Regions from separate parts of the Homo sapiens genome. Here region 1 is linked to region 2. Evidence: read pairs that join two places in POLR2A ChIA-PET (ENCODE). Cell type or tissue: A673. All regions are shown on one strand. Links, peaks and the distances in the headings refer to the core of each region. The heading gives the core; the rest is flanking DNA.

The links. ChIA-PET counts read pairs that join two places held together with the same protein. Peaks named below come from ENCODE experiments on the same cell type or tissue, not always from the same donor. Only the 100,000 strongest peaks of a DNase experiment are listed, where the experiment ranks them.
Region 1: POLR2A ChIA-PET joins it to region 2 with 11 read pairs; 25 of 35 experiments call an interaction of 5 or more read pairs at or near these places.

Annotation. Positions count from the first base shown.
Region 1 is chr11:57,570,359-57,579,771 of GRCh38, reverse strand. It overlaps the pseudogene RPS4XP13. Among named protein-coding and RNA genes, the nearest start is that of UBE2L6, 7.4 kb to the right of the region's middle. In A673, for the core only: no CTCF peak of the experiment used is centred there; no DNase peak of the experiment used is centred there.
Region 2 is chr11:57,632,497-57,641,909 of GRCh38, reverse strand. It overlaps MIR130AHG (MIR130A host gene), which reads right to left and starts at 3,534. Exons shown (of 2, transcript NR_186232.1): 1 at 3,238-3,534. It overlaps MIR130A (microRNA 130a), which reads right to left and starts at 712; the gene lies at 624-712. RefSeq lists an enhancer at 1,915-2,494 and silencers at 3,341-3,400, 3,421-3,610. In A673, for the core only: CTCF peaks have their summits at 202 (motif pointing right), 801, 2,039 (motif pointing right), 3,065 (motif pointing left) and 1 weaker place; DNase peaks (open chromatin) are centred at 239, 2,369 and 3,589; H3K4me3 peaks cover 2,757 bases; H3K27ac peaks cover 3,522 bases; H3K27me3 peaks cover 311 bases.

The DNA.
Region 1 (9,413 bases), core at 906-8,905, 63 kb after region 2:
GTACGGTGACACGATTACGGCAGACTGCAGCCTCAACCTCCCAGGATCAAGTGATCCTCTCACCTCAGCCTCTCAAATAGCTGGGACTATAAGCACGTGCCACTGTACCTGGCTAAATTTTAAATTTTTTTAGAGCTAGGGTCTCACTGTGTTGCCTAGGCTGGTCTGGAACTCTTGGCCTCAAGCAATCCTCCTGCCTTGACCTCTCAAAGTGCTGGGATTATAGGCATGAGCCATTGTGCCCAGCCCATGCTGTTGTCTTTAAACACACAGGTATGGTGCCATGCCATCTACAGTGTCTGAAAAGCCTTTTTCCCCCCATTTATTAATATATTTCTTGACTTTGTTAGAAAGTCTCTAAGATCCTCTCTAACTCTGTAATTGAGCCTCCTCCAACCCAGACAGGGCTGTCAAAAAAGATGTTTATAGCCAGGCACAGTGGCCCACACTTGTAGTCCCAGTTACCCTGGAGGCTAAGGCAGGAGGATTGCTTGAGGCCAAGAGTTCAAGGCTGTAGGGTGCTTTGGTTATGCCTGTGTGCCTGTGAATAGCTGCTGCACTCCAGCCTGGGCAACACAGTGAGACCCCACCTCAAAAAAAAGTTTGTCTCATTCAAGGGTGGTAGATGACAATAATTCTCCGCCATGAAGTACCTGAGAGAGACTTGAGCAGCAACCAGGCACTGCCACACCTTCTAGGACAGGTGCACAACTATGCCTGCAAAGGCCACAGATGTTGTGGAGCATAAGAAACCCTGATCCTAACGAAAGGAAAGAATCAGAGGTAGGAGGTTAACAAGTGAAAAGAGACTCCAGAACACCTGTTACCTTACAAGACCAAATGACTAAAAAAAGCAGGTGATGCTGGCCAGGCCAGGAAAAATAGGAGGTGATGAAGACTGTGGCATACAGGGGTATGCATTCCTGGTGTAGAGGGGCAGCCCTGCTGAGCTCCAGCCAAGCTCTGCCCTGAGGGAATGTTGGCCTTGTATTGCCAAGAGCCTCATGATTTTTTTTTGTTTGTTTGTATGTTTTTGAGACAGGATTTTGATCTGTTCTCCAGGCTGGTGTGCAGTGGCACAATCGTGGCTCACTGCAGCTTGCAACTCCTGGGCTCAAGCAATCCTCCCACCTCAGCCTCCCAAGTAGCTAGAAATATAGGCATGTGCCTCCATGCCTGGCTAATTTTTTTATTAATTTTGTAGAGACAGGGTCTCCCTATATTACCCAGGCTGGTCTCGAACTCCTAGCCTCAAGCCATCTTCCCGCCTTGGCCTCCCAAAGCACTGGGAATATAGATTGGCATGAACCACCACACCTGGACTTAATTTTGCAAGAGAAGCCAGAAATAAATATTTTACTTTCTTTTAAAAAATGTTTTTCTTTTTAGGATAGCAAAGAAATAAACATTTTAATGCAAAAATCTTTTGGGTTAAAAAAGAGAGAATCTTTATTATTTAATTGAAATGTTATCTTTTTTTTTTTTTTTTTGAGACAGAGTCTCAGTCTCTCGCTCAGCATGATCTCTGCTCACTGCAACCTCTGCCTCCCAGGCTCAAGCGACTCTCCTGCCTCAGCCTCCCGAGTAGTTGGAATTACAGTCACGCACCACTACCACCCGGCTAATTTTTGTATTTTTAGTAGAGACGGGGTTTCACCATGTTGGTCAGGCTGGTCTCGAACATCTGACCTTAAATAATCCATCCGCCTTGGCCTCTCAAAGTGCTGGGATTACAGGCGTGAGCCACCGCGCCTGACCGAAATGTTATTCATTTTTAAAGAGGTAGTTCATTCACATCATTCCAAAAATGAAAGGAAATAGGATATAAAGTAAAAAATCCCCTCTATCTCCTCCAATTGATCAGCACGTTACCCTCTCCAGGGACCATCACTGTCCCTAGTATCTTGTATTCTTCCAGAAATGTTCTAAGCATATGAGGCAAATGTTATTTTTCCTTTATTCACACAGATTATAACATACTTTTCACAGGATACTATATTTTGTCTTTTCCCCTTAAAATTTATCTTAAGAGCCTTCTCTATCAATACGTAAACAGATTCCTCATTCTTGCTTACAGCTGCCTGATATTTATTTATTTTTATTTTATTTAAAAAATAGAAAAAATAAAAATAAAATAAATAGACACAGGGTCTCACTATGTTGCTCAAGCTGGCCTTGAACTCCTGGGCTCAAGGGATCCTCTTGCCTCGGACTCCCAAAGTGCTGGAATTACAGGCTTGAGCCACCGCTGGCATGCCTGATATTTCTTTGTATGAATGTACCATCATTATTTAGCCAGACCCTCTTTGTTAGACGTAGAGATTGCTTCCAAAGTTTTGCTATAATAAACAAGCCTATATTTATAGTATTTCACACATTGATAATATATCTATTGGATAAAATGCCTAGAGGCAAAACTGATAGGTCAAAGGAATTCATATTTATGATTTTGATAGATACTGACAATTTACTCATCATAGGGATTGTACACATTTACATTTCTTTCTTTCTTTTGTTTTTTTTGAGACGGAGTCTGGCTCTGTCACCCAGGCTGGAGTGCAATGGCGCAATCTCATTTACATTTCTATCAGTAATATATGAGAGTGACTGTTTTCCCACACTCTCCCAAAGACATGCATTATCAAACTTAAAAAAAAAATTCTTTTTCTTCTTTCTGTGCCTAATGCAGCCATGGCTCATGGTCCCAAGAAGCATCTGAACCACTACAGCAACTCCAAAACATTGGATGCTGCATAAATTGACCAGTGTGTTTGCTCCTTGTCTATCCACCAGTGTCCACAAGTTGAGAGAGTGTCTCCCCATCATCATTTAAGAACAGACTTAAGTATGCCCTGACAGGAGATGAAGTAAAGATTTGCATGCAGCCGTTCATTAAGATCGATGGCAAGGTCAGAACTGATATAACCTACCCTGCTGGATTCATGGATGTCATCAGCATTGGCAAGACAGGAGGGAATTTCTGTCTGATCTATGACACCAAGGGTTGCTTTGCTGTACATCATATTACACCTGAGGAGGCCAAGTACAAGTGGTGCAAAGTGAGAAAAATCTTTGTGGACACCAAAGGAATCCCTCATCTGGGGACTCATGATGCTCGCACCATCTGCTACCCTGATCCCCTCATCAAGGTGAATGATACCATTCAGATTGATTTGGAGACTGGCAAGATTACTGATTTCATCAAGTTCAACACTGGTAACCTGTGTATGGTGACTGGAGGTGCTAACCTGTGTATGAAGAATTGGTGTGATCACCAACAGAGAGAGGCACCCTGGATCTTTTGACGTGGTTCATGTGAAAGATGCCAGTGGCAACAGATTTGCCACTCGACCTTTCAACATTTTTGTTATTGGTAAGGGCAACAAACCATGGATTTTTCTTCCCTGAGGAAAGGGTATCCGCCTCACCATTGCTGAAGAGAGAGACAAGAGACTGGTGGCCAAACAGAGCAGTGGGTGAAATGGTCCCTGGGTGACATGTTAGATCTTTGTATGTAATTAAAAATAATGTGGCGTGATTAATTAACATTTTTTTGTCAATCTGGTGAAAAATGGTACTTTGGTGTGTTTTTCATGTGTATTTCTCCTATTATGAGCATAGTTGATCTTTTCACACATTTAGGAAGAATTAATATGTTCTTTTCATTGAATTATCTTTTACATGCTTTGTTTTCTATTTTTTTTTTTTTTTGAGATGGAGTCTTGCTCTGTTGTCCAGGCTGGAGTGCAGTGGTGTGATCTCAGCTCAGTGCAACCTCTACCCCCTGGGTTCAAGCAATTTTCCTGCCTCAGCCTCCCAAGTAGCTGGGACTACAGGCATGTGCTACCACACCCAGCTAATTTTTGTATTTTTAGTAGAGATGGGGTTTCGCCATGTTGGCCAGGCTGGTCTTGAACTCCTGACCTCAGGTGATCTGCCCACCTCGGCCTCCCAAAGTGCTGGGATTACAGGCGTGAGCCACCACCCACGGCCCTTCTTTTTTTTTTTTTTTTTTTTGAGACAGAGTCTTGCTCTGTCTCCAGGCTGGAGTGCAGTGGTGTGATTTCAGCTCACTGCAACCTCTGCCTTCTGGTTTCAAGCAATTCCCCTGCCTCAGCCTCCTGAGTAGGTGGGACTACAGGCATGTGCCACCACACCCAGCTAATTTTTGTATTTTTAGTAGAGATGGGGTTTCACCATGTTGGCCAAGCTGGTTTCAAACTCCTGACCTCAGATGATCCACCCACCTTGGCCTCCCAAGAGCTGTTGATATTTTTATTCATTTGTAGGTGCTCTTTATATATTATGGAGATTAATCCTTTGCTTGGAATAAGTTTCCTAGTTTGGTACTTCAGTTGCTTTTTTTTTTTTTTTTTTAAAGAGATGTGGTTTCACTTTGTCACTGAGGCTAGAGTGAGGTAGCATGATCATGGCTCACTGCAGTCTCAACCTCCCAGGCTCAAGTGATCCTCCCATGTTAGCCTCCAGAATAGCTAGGACTACAGGTATGCACCATTGCTCATGGCTAATTTTTTTTTTTTTTTTTTTTTTTTTTGAGATGGAGTCTCACTCTGTTGCCCAGGCTCTCTGCCCAGGAGTGCAGAGGCATGATCTCGGCTCACTGCAACCTCTGCCTCCTGGGTTCAAGCGAGTTTCGTGCCTCAGCCTCTTGAGTAGCTAGGATTACAGGTGTTTGCCAGCATGCCCGGCTAATTTTTGTATTTTCAGTAGAGACGGGTTTCACCGTATTGCCCAGGCTGGTCTCGAACTCCTGACCTTAAGTGATCCACCCACCTCGGCCTCCCAAAGTGCTGGGATTACAGGCGTGAGCCACTGCACCTGACCAAATTTTTAAAAGAAATTTTTGTAGAGCTAGGATTACAAGCATGAGCCGCTATGCCTGACCAGTTCTCTCATTTTTAAAAATGTTGCATTTATGGGGTTAAGGATATGCTACTCTAATATGACCAGAATATGTCATCCCAAAATACGCTTCTATCACTGGAAACTCTCATGAAGAGAAAAAGCAGGGACTTAAATCTGCATAACAAATCTTACCCTTGTTTATGGTGTTTTTCCTGGCCACCTCACTTTTCTTCTTTGCTTCAGCAGGCAAAGGTATTTAGGGCATCTCTTGGAGATTTACTCATTTCCCTCAGTATCTCCCATGTATTCATAAGGTGTATATGTTAATAAACTTGTTTTTCTCTTAATCTGTCTTTTGTTACAGGGGTCTGCCTCAAATAAGAACGATCACGGGTAGTGAAAAAGGTACTTTTGTTCCCCTATGACATCATATTTTAAAACATGTATAAGCCACATACAGCCTGCAAAATCAAACTTGTTTCTGAGCCACCAGTTTGCCACCTGTACTTGCTAATCGTAGGAAAATGGATGGGAAAACCAAGGTAGGGAGGCTATAAATTGCATGGGCCAGAGTCATGCAGCTGTGACCATGGAACTCACTATATCCTGGTTCAGGACAAGGGGATGCTTCTTGAATACCAGCTGTTCCTGATGGCAATCCAGCAGTGAGGTGGAACCCCGCTGCTCCCACCAAATGGCCCAATTTGGAAAAATTCATGGACGAGACTGAGGCTGAGCCTGTTGGGAAGAACCTGTAGAGCAGTAAGTAGACCAGGACTAAGCTCCCCTGAGTTCTAATCCACGACCTGGGGCAAGGCATTTCCCCTATCTGGGCACCTGTTTTCTTATCCCACCCGGTGGGATGTGGTGGGGAGTGGTTATATAACACTGAAGTTGACCCTTGAACATGGGCTCAAACTGTGCAGGTTCACTTACAGGTAGACTGCCTTCTGCCTCTGCCACTCCTGAGACTGCAAGACCAACCCTTCCTTTTCCGCCTCCTCCTGAGCCTTCTCAGCATGAAGACAACAAACATGGAAAACATGATGATCCACTTCCACTTAATGAATAGTAAATGTATTTCATCTTCCCCGTGATTTCCTTAATAACATTTTCTTTTCTCCAGCTTACTTTAAGAATACAGTATATAATCTCTATAACATACAAAATATATGTCAATCAACTTTCTGTTCTCAGTAAGGCTTCTGTTCAACAGTAGGCTATTAGTAGTTAAGTTCTGGGGGAGTGAAAAGTTATCTGTGGATTTTCAACTGAGCACGGGGGTCAATGCCCCTAACCCCTGCATTGTTCAAGCATCAACTGTAGATGATCTCAAAGCTCCCTTCCAGTTCTGAGATTAAGGGGGGCTAATTTGAATGTCCTGGGACAGCCACATTTTAGAACACTTCTATCATTGGATATTTTCTGCTTAAGGAAAACAACTTATATGTGCACATCTCACTTTGCAGGAATCAAAGTCTTCCAGGTAAAACCCCGCATGAAGTAGACAGGGCAGAGATTCTCACCAGTTTTTTTTTTTTTTTTTTTTTTTTTTGAGATGCAGTTTCATTCTTGTTGCCCAAGCGTGAGTGAAATGGTGCAATCTTGGCTCGCTGCAACCTCCACCTCCCAGGTTCAGGCGATTCTCCTGCCTCAGCCTCCCAAGTAGCTAGGACTACAGGTAGGCGCCCCCAGGACTGGCTAATTTTTTTGTATTTTTAGTAGAAACAGGGTTTCACCATGTTGGCCAGGCTGGTCTCAAACTCTTGACCTCAGATGATCTGCCCGCCTTGGCCTCCCAAAATGCTGGGATTACAGGTGTGAGCCACTGCGTCCGGCCTTCTCACCCTCATTTTTAACATGAAGAACTTAAGGCCCAGACAGACGTGGCAGTTAATAAGCAGGAAGTCAGTAGTTCTGGGTTTAAGTTCCATCTTAGAGAGTGTGTGACCTTGGGCCAGTAGTCACCTAGCCTCAGTTTCTTTACCTATAAAATGGAGACAAGGCTGGGTACAGTGGCTCATGCCTGTAATCCCAGCACTTTGGGAGGCCAAGGCAGGAGGATCAATTGAGTCCAGGGGTTTGAGAACAGCCTGAGCAACACGGTGAAACTCTGTGCCTACAAAAATACAAAAATTAGCCAGGCATGGTGGGACATGCCTGTAGTCCCAGCTACTTGGGGGACTGAGCTGTAAGGATCGCTTAAGCCTGTGAGGTTGAGGCTGTGGAGAGTAGTGATCATGTCACTGCACTCCAGCCTGGGTGACAGAGTAAGATTCTGTTTCAAAAAAAAAAAAAAAAAAATCTGGTAACAATAAAAGAACCTATTTTAGGAAGTTAGAGAGAAAATTAAGCAAGCATTATTGAATGGATCAATTATGATACTGCATGTCAAGCACTTAGCACAAACCTATGTTATGGAATAAATGTTTGTGTCCCTCAAAATTCACATGTTGAAGCTGTAACCTCCAGTGTGGTTGTATTTGGACATGGGGCCTCTAAAGAGTAATTAAGATTAAATGAAGTCATCAGGGTGGGGCCCCGATCGGACAGAATTCATGTCCATGTGAGAAGCGACACTGGAGAGCTCACTTTCTCTAATACCCACATTGCCTGCACAAGCACCTGAGGAAAGGCCATGTGAGGACATAGCAAGAAGGCAGCCGTCCACAAGCTGGGAAGAGAGCCCTCATCAGAAATCAAATCAGTTAGAATCTTAATCTTGGACTTCCAGCCTCCAGAACTGTGAGAAAATAAAACCTGTTGTTAAAGCCATTTGGCCTGTGGTATTTTGTGATGGCAGCCCAAGCTGCTGATACATCCTTGCACATCCAATATACATTAGTTATTGTTGTTATCTGTTGTTAACTGTTACTTCTCATGTCCAAAGTCCCACAACAAGGAAGTCAGTGAGTGGTTGAGCCCCACTGAGGAAGCAGGTCCTTCACTCATCAGGCCACCTTCCTGCTCTTGTGGCAAGAATACCCCCAGCTCCCCTCCTGGGACTCCCTGACTCCTTGATTGCCTCTATCCATCCCTCCACCTCAACCACAAGGGCAGGGCTCATGGTACAGGAGGGGTGTGTGTGTGTGTGTGTGTGTGAGACTAACCCAGAGGAAGGGGGGGTGTGGGGTAAGCACGAGGATCAAAAGAAGCAGGAAATTCTCTTCTGTCTCTGGTTCCTGGGAACTTCTTCTTTTTTTTTGCCTGCTCTTGTTGCCCAGGCTGGAGTGCAATGGCTCGATCTCAGCTCACTGCAACCTCCACCTCCCAGGTTCAAGTGATTCTCCTGCCTCAGCCTCCCGAGTAGCTGGGATCACATGCATGCACCACCACACCTGGCTAATTTTGTATTTTTAGTAGAGACAGGGGTTTCTCCATATTGGTCAGGCTGGTCTCGAACTCCCCACCTCAGATGATCTGCCTGCCTTGGCCTCCCAAAGTGCTGGGATTATAGGCACGAGCCACCGCACCTGGCCCAGGAACTTCTTTAAGCTCTAGGAAGATGGGGAGAGCTGGGGTAGTTCTGAGATTAACCGTCCCTACTCCAAATAGGAACAAGCCCAAGGAATGGGCATGGAAAGAAATCAACTGATCCTTCCTGATCCAAGTTCTTCCTTTGAAGATGCACTGAAGGTTCTTGGAGACATTTGAAAAATCTGAACCTCTTGCCCAGAACTCTAGAGGCATTATAAATAGATAACGTACTTTCACACCTACAAGGTGTCTGCTCACATACACCATCTCATTTTATCCTCATAAGAGACTGGCAAGCCTTACAGCTGGCAGAGCTCAGTCTTGGAAGAGACATACCTCATATGTGCACGTCACTTAAGAGGCCTTTCTCCTACCACCTTTTGTCATCACACAGATGTGTGTCTCTTCCTCTCAATGGTGAAGACGAGCCAGCCTAACCAATCAATGCCTGAATCCCATCGAGTACCCCATACAGGGCCTTGTATAAGTAGGTGCTCAATAAATTTTGTAGATGGATGAATAAATGCCAGTGACCAGATCAGGGAGAAGTAAAACAGGGTCTCCTACTGGAGAAAATAGTGTTGCTGTTGTTCTAAGGGAGCAAGCTCAGGCATCTGTTCCTACAGCCTGGTACATTCACTCTGAGGCAGGCACCTGACATCATTTTAATATTTATTATGTTATCATTATCATAACTGTCACTTATTGTCCACCATTCAAAGTTAAGTTCTTTGCAAATATCAACTCATTGTTTCTCACATCCACTGTTATGAGCTCCATTTAACAGATGAGGAAATGGAGGCACAGACAGGTTAAGTAATGTGCCCAAGGTTATTTAGCCAAAAATAGTGGAGCTGGGATTCAAACCTGATTGTTTATATCCTGGAATTACAATTTTCTTGTTTTGCTTTTTGAGACAGAGTTTCGCTCTTGTCGCCCAGGCTGGAGTGCAATGGCCCGGTCTCGGCTCACTGCAACCTCTGCCTCCCAGGTTCAAGTGATTCTCCTGCCTCAGCCTCCCCAGTAGCTGGGATTACAGGCGCACGCCATTACACCTGGCTAATTTTTGT
Region 2 (9,413 bases), core at 73-8,072:
CTCGAGTTAACCCCCTTTCCTTTCTGGTGCATTCCTTTTTTTCTCAAGGAGGCCTACTCTGTACCTAATAGTGATTCTCCTAATCTTTTTCCACTCACTCTCCATTCCGGGCTGAGTCTGGGAATGCTTATCCTTCTTAGCCTAAGGAGTTGCCACCACTTCTGGTCCTTAAAGGTTTGAGGCTTTGGAAGATATCCTCATACAACCAGCAGATGGCATCAAAACCTTCCACCCCTCAGCTCAGGAAATCTCCCAGTTTGAAGAACCTATTCAGATCTCTCCAGATGGGTCTACAAAAAGATGAGTGAGCTGTCAAGACTTAACACAGGGTTGTATCTAGGCTTTGCAACCTAAGAGCTACACAATCTTAGCCAAACTGTTTAAACCTTTCTGACCCTCAGTTTTTCATCCATAAAATGGGGCTGTTACCTCCCAGAAGTTATTAGGTTTCACAGTAACGGAGGCAGTGTCTATCACAAGCACTGCATACAGAAGTAGTTCCATAAATGAGAGCTATTAGTATAACTAACAAGTGAGGCTACCCAGATTCCCACCAGGGTAGCTGACTGGTGCCCAGATGGGAGAGGAATTGCAATGCTGAGGAGGCAGCCAGCGCTGGGTAGCACTACACGGCCAATGCCCTTTTAACATTGCACTGCTAGTGACAGGTGCAGACAGTAGCACAATGTGAAAAGAGCTCTGGCCAGCAGCAGAGGCATGCCGGCCCTGCCTCCTCACTCCTTCTCCCAGTCCCTGGCCCACTCAGCTCACGGGCTCCCTCTGCCCCTTCTTTGCTTCAATACAGCTTTTTTCCCTTTTATTCCATTCTTAGTGTTCATTCTATTTTTTCACCACTCTTCCTTTTGCCGCCTTCTTCACCAACCCCCTGACCCCCAGCACAGAGACCACCTTTTTCTTGGAGGTTTTGGCATGGGAGGACAGGACCCACTAAAGCAGCTGCAGGGATACTTCGGGCTTGATGCTCAGTCCTCAAAGAAAACGGCTATTAGCAATCCCCAAAGTCTGGAGGTCACTCGTATGAGGCTGTGTTCATCTGGATTTGCATTTCCGCTAGCTTACCTTCTAGAGAGGAGCTTGCTGCCCAAGACTACAGAACCCTCTACTCTTCTCTAAGTTTCCATCTCCTTTTAAATTTAGATAAAGCAGAGCTCTAGGCCTCAAGGCAACACTCTCAGATGACCTTCCAGGACCAGAGAGGTGGGAGCCTGTAGTCACAGCTCCCCACGCAGTAGAGAGAAGCTTCCAGGCGGGGAGGTGAAAGCTGCTGGTGAAGCCCCACCCCTGCATCTCCTTTTGGAGGTCCTGAAAGCACTTTGCAGATTCAGCATTAAAATGGTGAGGGTGATTCGCTCACAGTTACTGAGAGTTAGGGATAGGCTTTCACTGGCAGTGGGATTCACATCTGAGTTATTTCCTGTCTTATCCAGGGACCCTTGGTTGGGGAGTCTTCAAGCTCATCCTAGCACTTCCCCATCCTATCCAACCCTAAGGGGGCTTAAATACAGGACAAACAGTCCCCGGAAGATTAACACCCAAAGCCAGAAAGCTGCCCTGGAAGGACACCTGGATATCTGGAGGCTCAGACCCAGGCAGGCTCTATTGTGGCACATTCCAGCTAGGGCCACAGCCCCGGAGCCCAGCTCCAGTTCTGACCCAGTGAACTTTGGGCAGCCCAGAGAAACAGAGGCTGGAGGGTGATTCCTCCAGTGCCCCGATCAACGAAGGGGAGATGCCTTCTTCCCTAATCCACAGCCACCGTAAGGAATAGAGGACAGAATTCCAGTTGGGAGCTCTTCCTCTGGGCTTCCCTCTAGCCTCGTCCCACCCCCTCAGGAAGCAGGAGACGTTCCCTCCCGCTCTCCCCGGCAGAGTTTGTTCCCGTAATCTGCAAACATGGGGCCCTGCCCTACAGTTTTAATGGGCGGAAACCAAGACCCCTCGAGGGTCAGTGACCTCTCTGCTCTGGGGTTGGGCAAACCAGGCCCAGCTGGGAACTGGATCACACCAACAGGGGGCAGAGGGGCAAAGATAAGGCTGCACAGCAAGCTTCAGGGAGGCCAGGGGAAGATTCTTCCCCAAGAAGTTTCCAGGTCTCTCCTTAGGGAGTGCAGGGAGAAAGGGCCAAGAGCCCCTCAGCTCTCACACACCCAACTCATTCCTGAGGAGCAGGCCCAGCGACTCACCAGCCAGCAGGACCCCTCCCCCACCTTGGGCCCAGGAGCCAGCCCCCAGCTCCTTCCAGAAGCGAGTGTAGAGACCGAGGAGGAAATGGGGGAGGGGAGGCCCCGGCTCAAGTTCTCTCCTCTCCCCCTCCTCATTGGCCACCATCTTCCGGCCCCTGCCCCCAGAGCAGCAGGGGATGGGGCCCAGCCTGTGAAAGGGAGAGAAAGGGCAGGTGGGGGGTTAGCTGGAGCAGCAGGGGCAGGGGGCTGGCCCCAACTGTCTCCTCCCACCCCCTCCTCGCAGCCATGGCGACGGGAGGAGGAGACCAGGAGGGTCCTGAAAGCCATGTTCTGTGAATGGGATGAGAGAGGCAGCTGGGAAGTGGGGGGTGAGGGGCGCTCTCCTTCAACACCCAACTGTGCTCCCCCCGAACACACACACCTCGAGGCTGGACCACACAGGCGCACGTACACACCACACACACACACACACACACACACAAACTCTCAGCCATACTTGCTGCACAACTCAGCCCTCATTACACACCCAAACAACAAGAACTGGAGTGTGAGCGCACGCCCCCCACACACACACATCCCCGCACCCCTCAACACCCCACAACTATCAGCTCGAAAACCAGCCTCACACCCCCACACCGCCCCTGGCTCACCCTACAACTTCTGGAGGTGCAGAACTCCCTGCCCTGCTCCAGCCCTTCGGCCCCCGGTCCCCCTCGGAACACTCCACGCCCTCGCACACAACCCAGGTGGAGACAGATGGCCCAGCTCGGCCGTGCCCAGCGGAGCCCCCCATCCCTACCCCACCACGCCCCCCACTGGAAAATGACAGTGAGGCCACCTCAGAAAGACACGCCTGGTGCTTCCCAGTTACAGTGTTTCCAAAGGAAAAAATAGAAAAGATGCCCACGAGTGGAGAATGAGGAGGGAAAAAGGAAGACGAGAGAAAGAGCCCAGACCGTCCCCCTCCCTTCCCCAAGAGAGAATAAAACCGAAAATCGGTGTCGTTACCCTTCGGGAAGCTCTCGATACCTACACATTGCTCTTCGTTAGGATCCTCTGCCTGCCACCTCCTTCTTCCCGGGCTCTTTCTCTGCCCTTCCCTCCCTCTTGGCTCCCCTCCCTGGCCTCGCTCCCCCTCGCTCACGCCCTCTCGCACCCCGCCAGCCCCTCTCCCGGGCCGGGCTTGGATCCCCAGCGGCCGCCCCGCCACCCGCCGGCCGGGACCGAGGTTGCGAGGCCGGTGGGCCGCGGAGACCCTCTCCTCTGCCGATCTCGCTCTTCCCCCCTCGCCCCCTTTCTCCTTCCACACTCCCTGCCGTCCATCTTGAATACTTGGGATTCTTGAATGGAGTGAGCAGGATCCGCTCCCCCAGGCTCCCATTGGCTGTGGGTTAACCCTTTTGAAACGAGATCCTCCCTCCCATTGGCTGCCAGGCTCCCCTCTTCTCCCCCAACCCCCATCCCCTCCGCCTCCCAACAGTCCGCGAGGTCAGGGCGCTCCCGGAGCCCCCTCCCCTGGCTTCTCACCTCAACAACCCCCGCACCAGGACGCCCCTCTCCCCGCTCTTTCCGTCACGCCCCGCACAGGGCTGCAGGTGAAGGCAGATCCAGTTCCCGCCAAATGCGGCCCCAAGGTGGGGCTGGCAGAAACCCTGTTCCCAGATGCCCCTCGTGCTGGATTTGGAGACCTTGGAAGATACAAGGGGTGCAATTTCCTGCCCGTCTCCAACCCCTCCTTGACCAGAAGTACTTCTGCAACAGGGGATCCACTCAGCCTTTCAGCCTCACCCAAGGCGGTGGGAGAGCGTTCCTGAACGCCCGCGCTTCTTGGGCTGGCCAGGAAGAGGGCAGCTCTAGAAAGAAGATCTGGGGCTCTTCACCGAAGCTAATTCCCCGAGTGCCGCAGGGCAGGCCTGACCCGATCAGGAATGTGCAGCATCTGGAGCTCCGCTCCGTCAAAAACATCCCCTCAGACCAGCCCTGCCCCGCCTGGGCCAACGTGCTGTGCGCCCACAAGGGGCTCTGAGGTGGGGGAGCCCAGAGAGGAAGGCGGCAGCAAGGACGAGGGCGATATGTCAGGCCTTGGAGTAAGGTCCGGGGTTTTAGGCCTAGATCTGCCATTAAGATGCAGGGCGAGGCTGGGCGCGGTGGCTAACGCCTATAATCCAAGCACTTTGAGAGGCTGAGGTGGGAGGATTGCTTGAGCCCAGGAGTTCCAGACCACCCTGGGCAACACACTGAGACTCTATCTCTACGAAAAATAAAAAAATTAGCTGGGCGTCGTGGTGTGGCCTATGGTCCCAGCTACTAGGGAGGCTGAGATGGGAGGATCGCTTAAGCCTAGGAGTTCCAGGTTGCAGTGAGCTATGATCGGGCTCGGTGGCTCATGCCTGTAATCCTAGCATTCTGGGAGGCCGAGGCGGGTGGATCACCTGAGTTCAGGAGTTAAAGACCAGCCTGGCCAACATGGTGAAAACCCGTCTCTACTAAAAATACCAAAATTATCTGGGCGTGGTGGTGCTTGCCTGTAATCCCAGTTACTTGGGAGACTGAGGCAGGAGAATCGCTTGAACCCAGGAGGCAGAAGTTACAGTGAACCGAGATCAAATCATTGTACTCCAGTCTGGGTGAAAAGAGCGAAACTCTATCTCAAAAAAAAAGCTTGGCGAGGTCATGTTTCCTTTTTAGCTTCAGTTTCCTCGTTTGCAAAACGTTGGTCTAGGACAGCGCAGTCCTGATAGAAGTTTCTGTGAGAAGATGGAAATGTTCTATATCTGCATCATTGTAGAAAATTACATATATCGTGGTCCCTTTTCAAAATAAAATGTCTCAGATAGGCTTGGGTCCACAAACCACAGGAGAACAAGATCCACTAAGCCCCTACCTTAATAGCTGGCATCTGCTGGTTGGGGCCCCTTAGCTGCCCTCACCCGAACCAAACAGTTTAGTTGAGCTTGAAAGATAGCTAACTTTATCAGCTTGCCTTAACTACCTGGGTCATAAGTCAAACAGTTGAAGGACCCCCCAAGATGGCTGCAATGCATTATGGGCTGCAACAAAATGCAATGGGGCAACCCTAAAGAAAACACCTAAAGCCCCAACCCAACAACCAACAGGCGACGCTGGGGAAGATTGTGACCCCATAGTACTCAGCCTATGAGGAACGGGGGGAGGGATTTGTGCACTAGGGGATAAATTGCTTGTTGTAACTGTCCTGGGTGTGCCTGCCTACCACACACCTGATCTTGCAAGACTGTCATTAAAAGTCTCACTTTCGCTGTTCCTCGTGCCTCTAGGTCCATTCTTTGGGTTTAGATGGGTGAGCATGTTTCTCTCAGTCATCAAACAATATGGTAGCCACTAGCTACGTGTGACTGTTGAGCCCTTAAATGTGCTACCGTGACTGAGGAAGTGGCTTTTTAATTTTATTTCATTTTAATTACTTTCATACAGCCACATGAGGCTAGTGGCTACTATATTAAACGGTCTAGAAAATCTTTGTGGTGTTGCTAATAAGAATAAAATTCTATGACCCTTTTTTTTTTTTTTTTTTGGAGACAAGGTCTTGATGTGTTGCCCAAGTTCAGTGGCGCCATCACAGCTCACTGCAGTCTAGACCTCTTGGGCTCAAGTGATTTTCCTGCCTCAGTCTCCCAAGTAGCTGAGACTTCAGGTACGTGCCATCACATCCAACTAATTTTTTTTTTTTTTTTTTTTAAGAAAGACTTGCTATGTTGCCCAGGCTGGTGTTGAACTCCTGGGCTCAAGCAATCCTCCCACCTTGGCCTCCCAAAGTGCTGGGATTACAGGCATGAGCCACCCCACCTACTGGCCCATTTTATGATCCTTTTCTTTTTTTGAGACAGAGTCTGGTTTTGTTGCCCAGGCTGGAGTGCAGTGGCGCGATCTGCAACCTCTGCCTCCTGGGTTCAAGTGATTCTCCTGCCTCAGCCTCCTAAGTAGCTGGGATTACAGGTGTGCACCACCAGGCCTGGCTAATTTTGTATTTTTAGTAGAGATGGGGTTTCACCATGTTGGTCAGGCTGGTCTCAAACTACTGACCTCGTGATCTGACCACCTTGGCCTCCCAAAATGCTGGGATTACAGGTGTGAGCCACCACGCCCGGCCATGAGACACCGCGCCCAGTTCATTCTATGATTCTTGCTGGGGGAAAAAAAAAACCCTTTCTTTTCATCCTCAGGCATGAATTCCTACAGGTTCAAATCACAAATCATAAAGGGCATCAATTCCCCGGAAATGAGGTTCAAATTCCTGTCACCTTTGTCAGGAATCCTTTCCTTATGAATGTCAACCACTTCTCTGAGAAGGGAGCTGAGATACACCCACCCCACTACACAATGAAAGATTGTGGCTAAAAGGGAATTTGCAGGTTTGTCCAACCTTGTTTTTTCAAAAATAGAAACCAAGACGTTGACGGGGTGGGGATAGGGGCTGTCACTTGCCCAAGGACAGTCAGAACAGCAGGTTGATGTGTTCGCTCATGAGTTAACGTGCACCTGTAAACTTAGTCCATCTCTTTGGGGCTCCTGCGGGAGCACACACATACATGTACATCATTAACTTCATTCAAGAGATGTGCTTCTCTGACCTTGGCCAAATGAGAGCCGAGATTTAAGGGCCAGATGGGTCCTCCAATTGACATGTGGAAATCCAGAGCTCCTGGGTATGCCAGGATTACAAGAAGATGGACAGCCCAGAGCCCACTCCCTGAATATGGTTGAAGGACCCCCTTGTGGCATTGCCACCATGAGAAGAGGAAGCTGAGGGGCGGGAGAAGAAGGACTCTGAGTTTATCCTTGGACTGACCAAGAGACAGAATTAGCTGGGGGTTTTGGAGGATAAGGAGGGCAGGGTGCCCAGGATTTTGGTAGCTACAGGCTATGACTTGTGCATATAGGGCCCTAACCTAACAGAGAGACAACTGCTGCAGGGAGTTGATAAAGGAGATGGCTGCACTGGCCTGAGCTTATACAGTGTTTGTCCAGTCTTGCTTCTGGAGAGCCTTTGCCTGGGTAATGTGCATGAGGGGAAACACAGAGCTTCCTGGGAAATGGCTGCTATCTTGAATATTTCCTTACTACTAGGAGACATTGCTAAATGACTGCTCTGGTGAGAGATATAAGGAGTTCAGAGAAAAGAAGGATTGCTCCCAATGGGGAATGGAATCCAAGAAGGCTTCCTGGAGGAAGCAGCATCTGAGACTTGAAGAATAGAAAGTATTTAGACACAAGAAGATGGGAGAAAGGAAGACAAGGAAATGCCAAGGAGAGAGAACAACACAAAGGCTGAGAGGTGGGGAAATGGTGGGATTGGCTGGAGATTCAGTGGGAACCTGGGGTGTCTGAAGGGGAATAGAAAGGAAGAAAAGGCAGCTGGGACAGATCATGGAGGGCTTGGACACATCTCTCCAGCCTCTACTCTGCTCCAAAGACATCATTTTCCTTGAACATACTTTTATCTTTTCCTCACCAAGACAAACCCCGCAACTATTCATTCAGCTGCCCCAGGGCCTCCATGCTCAGCTCTCTGCCTCTTCTGCCTTAGTCTACGGGCCCGTCTGTTGTCCACAAACATCCTTCCCTGGGCAAAATGGGCTCCAATTGCTCAGTAGAGAATGGACTCTCATTGGTGTCTCTCAGTTCAGTCTCCTATCTCTGGATTCCCAGTGTGTAGGTATGAGCTGCATGAAGGACCCTCCTTTTTCACTCACCACCTTCCAAACCCCCACGTGGCCCCACCCCTTCTCAGGAGAGTCAGAAATGGAGGCCAGGAACAGCTAGACGTGGTCCAACCTGTTACAGGAGTGTAAAAAATGCACCCAGGAGCTACTTGGCTCCTAGCCACCCTACCCCACCTCCACATTCTTCACTCCTCTTATGGGAGTTTCAGAATGCACCTGGGCTTTGCAGGAACCTCCCTTTCCCACCACCCCCACAGCAATCCAAGACTATTCTGGAGGTGCTTCCTTTGCCTCCCTCCCTAACCTCCATTGTCATATACAGATATGGGTCCCTCCATGCCTATTTGGGTAAATCGTGTAGAAAAAAAGGATTGCTCCCAATGGAGAATGGAATCCACGAAGGCTTCCTGGAGGAAGCAGCATCTGAGTCTTGAAGAATAGAAAGTATCACGTAGAATACTATAAATGTGAGACAGGGAGACCATCTGCCCTAAACCTTTGCCTCTTGGAAGGACTGAATCTGAAACGCTGGAGAGAGTTGCCTCCTTGCTTAAACATCAGTGGAGGTAGGTAACTCAACTGCTAATAACACATGGCTTTTTTTTTTTTTTTTTTTTTTTTTTTTTTGAGACAGAGTCCTGCTCTGTCACCCAGGCTGAAGTGCAGTGGTGCCATCATGGCTCACTGCAGCCTTGACCTCCAGAGATCAAGCAACACTCCTGCTGCAGCCAACTAGATGGGACTACAGGCACATGCTACCACACCTAGCTAATTTTTGTATTTTTTGTAGAGACAGGGTCTCCTTATGTTGCCCAGGCTGGTCTCAAACCCCTTGAGATAGGGGATAGGTGATGGCTATCCCTATAGGGGATAGGGGATGGCTCAAGCCATCCCCTTGCCTCAGGCTCCCAAAGTGCTGGGATTATAGGTGTGAGCCACCATGTCTGGCTAACACAGCTCCTAGTTCACTTGAGATGATGATAGAGGCTTTTCCATATGAGCCTCTTTCATTTCCCCTCCTTCCACAGTAAGGTGCCTCTTCACCTTTACCATCCTGCTTCTCTCAAATGCTGCTGTGTCTGAGCACTGCCTGTATGCAAGGCTCTGGAACCATCGCTGGGAAACACTGCCAGCCCGGAAAGTGCTCACAGTTGAGGAGAATGCAAGGCAGACACATAAAGAGGAAGTCACGGCCGACTGCAGTGGCTCACGCCTGTAATCCCAGCACTTTGGGAAGCCGAGGATCACCTGAGGTTAGGAGTTCAAGACCAGTCTGACCAACATGGTGAAACCCCATCTCTACTAAAAATACAAAAATTAGCTGTGCCTGGTGGCACGTGCCTATAATCCCAGCTACTCTGGAGAATCGCTTGAACCCAGGAGGTGGAGGTTGCGGTGAGTTAAGATCGCACCATTGCTCTCCAACCTGGGCAACAAGAACGAAACTCCCTCTCAAAAAAAAAAAAAAAAAAAAAAAGAGAAAGTCACACAGGTGCCCAGGTAGACG